Regions from separate parts of the Homo sapiens genome. Here region 1 is linked to region 2. A link is a loop called in an ENCODE intact Hi-C map of the cell type or tissue named here. Cell type or tissue: psoas muscle. All regions are shown on one strand. Each heading gives the region's core, and the rest is flanking DNA. Links, peaks and the distances in the headings are about the cores only. Region 1 overlaps SLC24A3 (solute carrier family 24 member 3). Region 2 overlaps SLC24A3 (solute carrier family 24 member 3).

Region 1 (2,919 bases), core at 191-2,690, 65 kb before region 2:
GAGATGATGGCATTCATTGCCAAGCCTGAGGTCTTCAGGGCTTGCCTACATGGGAAGATGGTACTGAAGCCTCCTGTCTAGATGACGGTCTGTTTAGACCTGAGCTACCTGCGGTGTGGCCTGCTGACAGACTCGCTCTGCAGGGAGTAGCTGGAGAATGTTGCTCTAGGAATCTTGCACTGTGCCCCACCCGTAATGATGCCCCAGGACAGAGGGTGGGAAATTCACGAATACACTCCTACTACAGTGCCATCAAACCCAGGGCACTAAGCTGTCCACACTTTATTAGTAATTCTCACAGCAATCATGAAAGATCAGAATGATGATGTCAACTTCTAGAGAAGCACACAGAGACTCTGAGAACCTGGCTATTTGGCCAAAGTCCACAGCTTCAGGTCAGTGTGACTCTAAGACCCGGGGTAGAGATAAGGCCCTCAGATTTACATATTTGCTCTACACCCTTGAGATGTTTGCAATTGGGCTGGAAAGACAGGAGATACATCCAAAGACAACTGCAAGTTCTGACCACCCTGTCCAATAGCTCTTTCTGTGATGATGGAAATGTTTTGGGACCTGTGCTGTCATCTGTGATCCAACTATCGAGTATTTGACATGTAGTTGGTGCAACTGAGAATCTGAATATTTAATTTTAGTTGGTTTGAATTCACTTGAATTGAAATTGCCATTGAATGTCCATATTTAACAGCACATGTGGAGACATTTTATACCAGCAGCAGTCAGAAAAGAATGCTGCAGTCTGGGGTGGTCCAAGCAAGCTTCATGAAGCACGTGGGCTCTGACCCAGCCCTTGATGTGTTAGGATTTGAACAGAACTTCTCCTGTTTCAGGCATGATCATCTTCCTTGTGGAATTTGGTTCTGAATCAAGGGCCTCAGAAACCAAGCCCGGTTCTTTTGGTCTGCAGGTAAGGAAATCAAGATTGTCCCTCCTGGATCCATATTCCCTTTGGACCTGCTTTTCGCAGCATGACTCAGCTTGCTTTTGCTTCCTCCCATATTCCTCCTGAAGCCTTTCCTCTCCTCCCTTTCCCTGTGTGGCCCCTGCCAACACAGGCAGATCCCGGGTTCACGTTCTTTTTATCTACCTAGACATTTTCTTTTCTATCTGTGAGGCTGAGTTATTTCCACTCTTGGAATGACTTTGAATGTGCTTTATGCTTCTACATCTGTCACTCTGAGAACGGTATTTCCCAATACAGTGAGCAATGCTACTCACAGAGAGACCAACCACCTGCCCCCAAAACACACCCCAGCAACAGGGAACAGAATCCCCCCATCCTTGCTGGTTCTGCATATGGCTGAACCTAATGCTCAGAGCTGGTCACCATGTCCTGTCTGATTCCATTCTTTCCCATACCAGAAGTGATACCTGGGCTTTCTAATACTATTAGCTGATTAATCCTAATTAGCTTATTAGTTGGAGAAAGATGTTGAAAACTATTTGACTACAGGACCAGATCTGTTCTTGGCACAGAAGCTGTGCCTTCCCTGCTATGCCTTTTCAGGCTAGTCCTTGGAAATCTCTGCTTCTTAAAGTACACGTGGTTCAGTCCCTCAGTGGGGCACTTGGACCCTTCATACCCATTTTCATTTCTAACTCACGTAGCTGCCCATGTGCTGCTTCACTTTCAAGTGAAAAATGCTCCTTGTGAGCATGGAACAACAGCCACAGTAACCCTTGGATTCTCCAGGTTGAGGAACATAGACTACATAGGGTATTTTTTTTGTTTGTTTTTGTTTTTGTTTTTCTGGTGGTGGTGGTGGAGGCAGGGCAGATAACTATTTTTAATTCTTTCCAGCTTTGCTTGAAAGCTGATTGTTAAGAGTCTAAGTATGGTGGGAAGGGCACTCCCACCCATCTTCCCAATAGATCGCAGACCTGCAATTCTCTGACATGTCTTCTGTACTCAACAGCCTGTAGTTGTTTGGGCTGCAATGGAGATTGTTTATATCCTTCCGTGCTGACACTAAAGATGAGACAGACCTTTGGATGTAGGATCAGCATGTCATTGAGCTCCTGGGCCCTTGACAGTGGCACACATGAGGCCAAGTCCCCACCAGGCAAGGACAGAAAGCCCCAGAGAGCTTCGAGGTCCAAGTCAAAGCAGCAAAATATGGCTACAGACCTACTCCATCCCACCGCCTGTTTTGGTACAACCTGTGAGATAAGAATGCTTTTTAAATTGATAAAGCATTATAAAAAATTATTTTAAGAATACACTACAGATGCGATATGTGGCCTGCAAAGCCTACAGTATTTACTGTCTGGCCCTTTCCAGAACAAGTTTACTGACTCCAGGTCTAAACCTTCAGGGACTTCATTCATCCAGAGGGATGCCTGTCACGTCCCTGAGGCTTGGTGGGCTGGGTCCTCACAGCTCCTCATTCCCTTTGATCTGCTTTGTTTTCTTTTTCTGTTTAGTAACATTAGAGATAGAATGTTCCATATATATTTCTGGGGAATGGCATAATAGATATCAAATCTCACAACCAATAAATTAATATTCGCCTCTTCCAAGAAGTTCAACATCGTGAGTGACGATCCGGCCCAATCCCTGTGTCTCTACTGTGATAGAAACAAAGTTCCTGATTAAAAACCAGCCAAAGAGGACCAAAGCAATCAAAGCAAAGGTAACCACAAAATATCCTCACCCATCCTGCTCCTGCCTTGGTTTCTCACTTGGCAGCACCAGCCTCCACATCTGATCTCAGTACCGCATCAGGAGTGTCACTGTCTCTGACTTACCCCCAGCTCCAGTAGAAAACGAACACAGAGGTCAAAACACAACTTAATAGTCCCTCAGGATGTCACCTGAAAGTTTCTTAGACTCCCATCCTAAACATCTTTGGAGGCTTTCTGGATTAAAATTCTAAGAAAACACACAGCAGCTGGCTCTTC
Region 2 (2,919 bases), core at 263-2,762:
GGAATTTTCAGCAAATATCTAGTTTTGCAATTCTTTTAGCTTCACCAACCCTCCAGGGTGAAGAAAAAAAAAAAAAGCTTCCCACAAGGATTTGAGGCTTGCAAGTGGAGGAAATCTTTGAGAAAAATCTGGGTTGATGAGAAGCTAAGAAAAGCCAAGAGGAAAGAGACATATCTATATATGTTTATGCAAAAAATAGAAAAGGTTGAAAAGCAATGTGTTTCTAAAATACTGCTTCTATGAAACCAACCTTCTGTTACTCCTTACTCCTCAGTTAACTGAAAAAGGCAGGGTGATTCCCCGTCTTCTATTCATGTCCTCCTCCACAGAGGCTGGAAAACGCAGCAGCATGCAGCCCTGATGTAGGTGGACTTGGGTTCAAATCCCTCCACTTAACAGACACTAGGCACTGCACTCCACCTTTCTTCAGCTCAGTGCTATCCCATGAGAAATGGGTAATGATATCGAATCTGCTGGACTGAGAGCAGAATTCTATTATCAATGGCAAAACCTGCAGTTAGTTTTGCGCCAACCTAATAAATCATGACAATAAAATCCATGTCAGCTGATGGGCTCCTAACACAGGATGACTACTTTTATCACAGGCACTGTAGTTCAGCGATCAAAAGAGCGTCTTTATTTACCAAATACCTTTTATATTTGCCTCTATATTTAAGATATTTATATATCTTCTGAGCTCCTACTATGGGGCCAGTGACTGGGGTACAGAGGTACGGAAAGTTCATAGGGTCCCTGACCTCCTGGACCCTAGAATCTGGGGAAGAGGAGATATCACCCAAATCATGACCAAATAAACACATAATTACCAACTGTGATAAATGCTATGAAGGGAACATATGGTGTATTCAGAGAAATGGAGGGACCCAGTCTATTCAGGAAGATCTCGAGCCAGGTAGTGAGGAATTCACTAGCCATGGTGGACAAAGCAGTCCAGACAGTGGGACCAGCAAGCGCCAGGAATCTGAGATCGGAAGAATCATAGACCTTTTGAGGAGCAGAGGAAAAACCAGAGTGGGGATGCATGGAAATAGAAGAGGGAAACAAAGCTGGAGATTCCAGCAGTCCTCACACTGAGCCATAAGAAGGATTCAACAGCTGTGGTCATTTGCCATAGGAGGAATCGGCAGCCACAAAGGCAAAGACGGGCTCTCAGCTCTGCAATTTAAATTTGCAGTTCAAATACCCACTGCAACCTCCTTTTCAAATACCACTTCTAGACCCCACACCAGCTAAAATAAGCAGCAATATTTTCATGAATGGAAGATATTTCAAAGATAATATATGCATACATACATACGTCTGTGTGTATGTTTGTCTATATATGTTTGTATGTATGCATATGTGGCATTCACCTTAGCCACCTTGGGAAATGTCTACATTCACTACCAAGTTATGATCCCTTCAGATCCTTGGGTTTTTAAAAAGGCAGACACAGCAGTATCTCCCACAGCAGAGGCTCTTATAATGTGACCCTACACTCCTCCACTGAATGACTGCTGGTATCTATGCCCTTCTCCTTCAACGTGGGCTGACATCTAACGCTGCTTTGACTAACAGAAAATAGCGAAAATGACATTCTGTGACTGTGACTTATGAGGCTAGGATATAAACATGCCATCTTTCACCTTGTCCTTTTGGGATATCCGCCCTTGCGACCCAGATGTCATGCTCTCAGGGAGTTCAAAGTGAGCCACATAAAGAGATCGCATGGAGAGGCCACGTGTGGGTGTTCTGGTTGGCAGCCCAGCTCTGAGGGTCCAGTGAAGAGCCACATCGACCCCAGGCATGGGAGAGGTGTTGCTTCAGATGACTCCAGATGCAGCTGTCAAGCCACCCAGCTTTGCAATCTTTCCAGCTGAGGTACCAGATGTAGTGGAGCAGAGACAAGCCAGCCCCATTACCCCCATCCAAATTCCTGACCCAAAGTATCCATAAGCAAAAAAAATTAAGTGGCTGTTTTACACCACTAACTTTTGGGGTGACTTGTTATGCAGCAATAGCAACTAGTATAGAAAGTAGCTCAAAGTATATACATAAATACATACATACATTCATGCACATAGGTATATGTACATATGTGTGTGTATATGTACATGCATGTGTGTGTAATTTTTTTCTTTTTTTCCTTTTTTTCTGTTTTTGAGACAGGGTCTCACTCTGTTGCCCAGGCTGGGGTACAGTGGTACAATGATGGCTCACTGCAACCTCAGTCTTCTGGGCTCAAACAATCCTGCTGCCTGAGACTCTGAGTAGCTGGGATTACAGGAATGCACCACCACACCCAGCTAATTAAAAAAAATTTTTTAAGAGATGGGGTCTTACTATGTTGCCTAGGCTGGTGTATATTTTTTCTTAATTACTATTGACCTCCCTGAGAACCTTCTAGAGAGAAAGTCTAGAATTACTCCTCAGTTAGAATCCCTGGGCTTTATCCACACTACTTCTGGAAAAAAAATGGCTGGGTAGTTCATGTCAAAGAAAAATATAACACTTTTAAACCACTCAAAATACACAAAAGTAATCTATTCTCATTGCAAAAAGGAAAGAAAATCCTCCTCAGCAAATCTAACACCTTATTTTAATTGGCTTTGAAAACAGAGATCAAAAATGAGATCTTCATCCATAACAACTAAATAGGGCAACTAGAGCTCATTGCTTTCCACCACTGAAGGCTCATGCCTCCGAAAAGAGTGTCTGCAGATTAAATAAAGCAATACCTATAAGGTGGGAATAGCGCATTGCCTGGCACATAAGAGCCCACCAAAATTCCAGTTATTATTATTGCTTTTGTTGTTAGAATTTCTTGATTCCAGCACTAATTCTTCCTGACCTAAATTAAGCAGACCTCATGTTACACCTCAGCAGAAAAGAATCAATGTAGATTCTTACTGCATATAA

Evidence for each region. A loop is a pair of places that touch in the nucleus more often than their neighbours do. Peaks named below come from ENCODE experiments on the same cell type or tissue, not always from the same donor. Only the 100,000 strongest peaks of a DNase experiment are listed, where the experiment ranks them.
Region 1: a loop joins it to region 2, with 2.7 times the contacts of the local background. A loop is called at or near these places in 10 of 110 quality-filtered maps.

Annotation. Positions count from the first base shown.
Region 1 is chr20:19,281,145-19,284,063 of GRCh38, reverse strand. The region is part of intron 2 of SLC24A3 (solute carrier family 24 member 3); the gene reads right to left. SLC24A3-AS1 (SLC24A3 antisense RNA 1) reads left to right here. Exons shown (of 8, transcript NR_024564.1): 2 at 849-925. Among named protein-coding and RNA genes, the nearest start is that of SLC24A3-AS1, 2.0 kb to the left of the region's middle. In psoas muscle, for the core only: no CTCF peak of the experiment used is centred there; no DNase peak of the experiment used is centred there.
Region 2 is chr20:19,215,852-19,218,770 of GRCh38, reverse strand. The region is part of intron 1 of SLC24A3 (solute carrier family 24 member 3); the gene reads right to left. Among named protein-coding and RNA genes, the nearest start is that of SLC24A3, 4.7 kb to the right of the region's middle. In psoas muscle, for the core only: no CTCF peak of the experiment used is centred there; no DNase peak of the experiment used is centred there.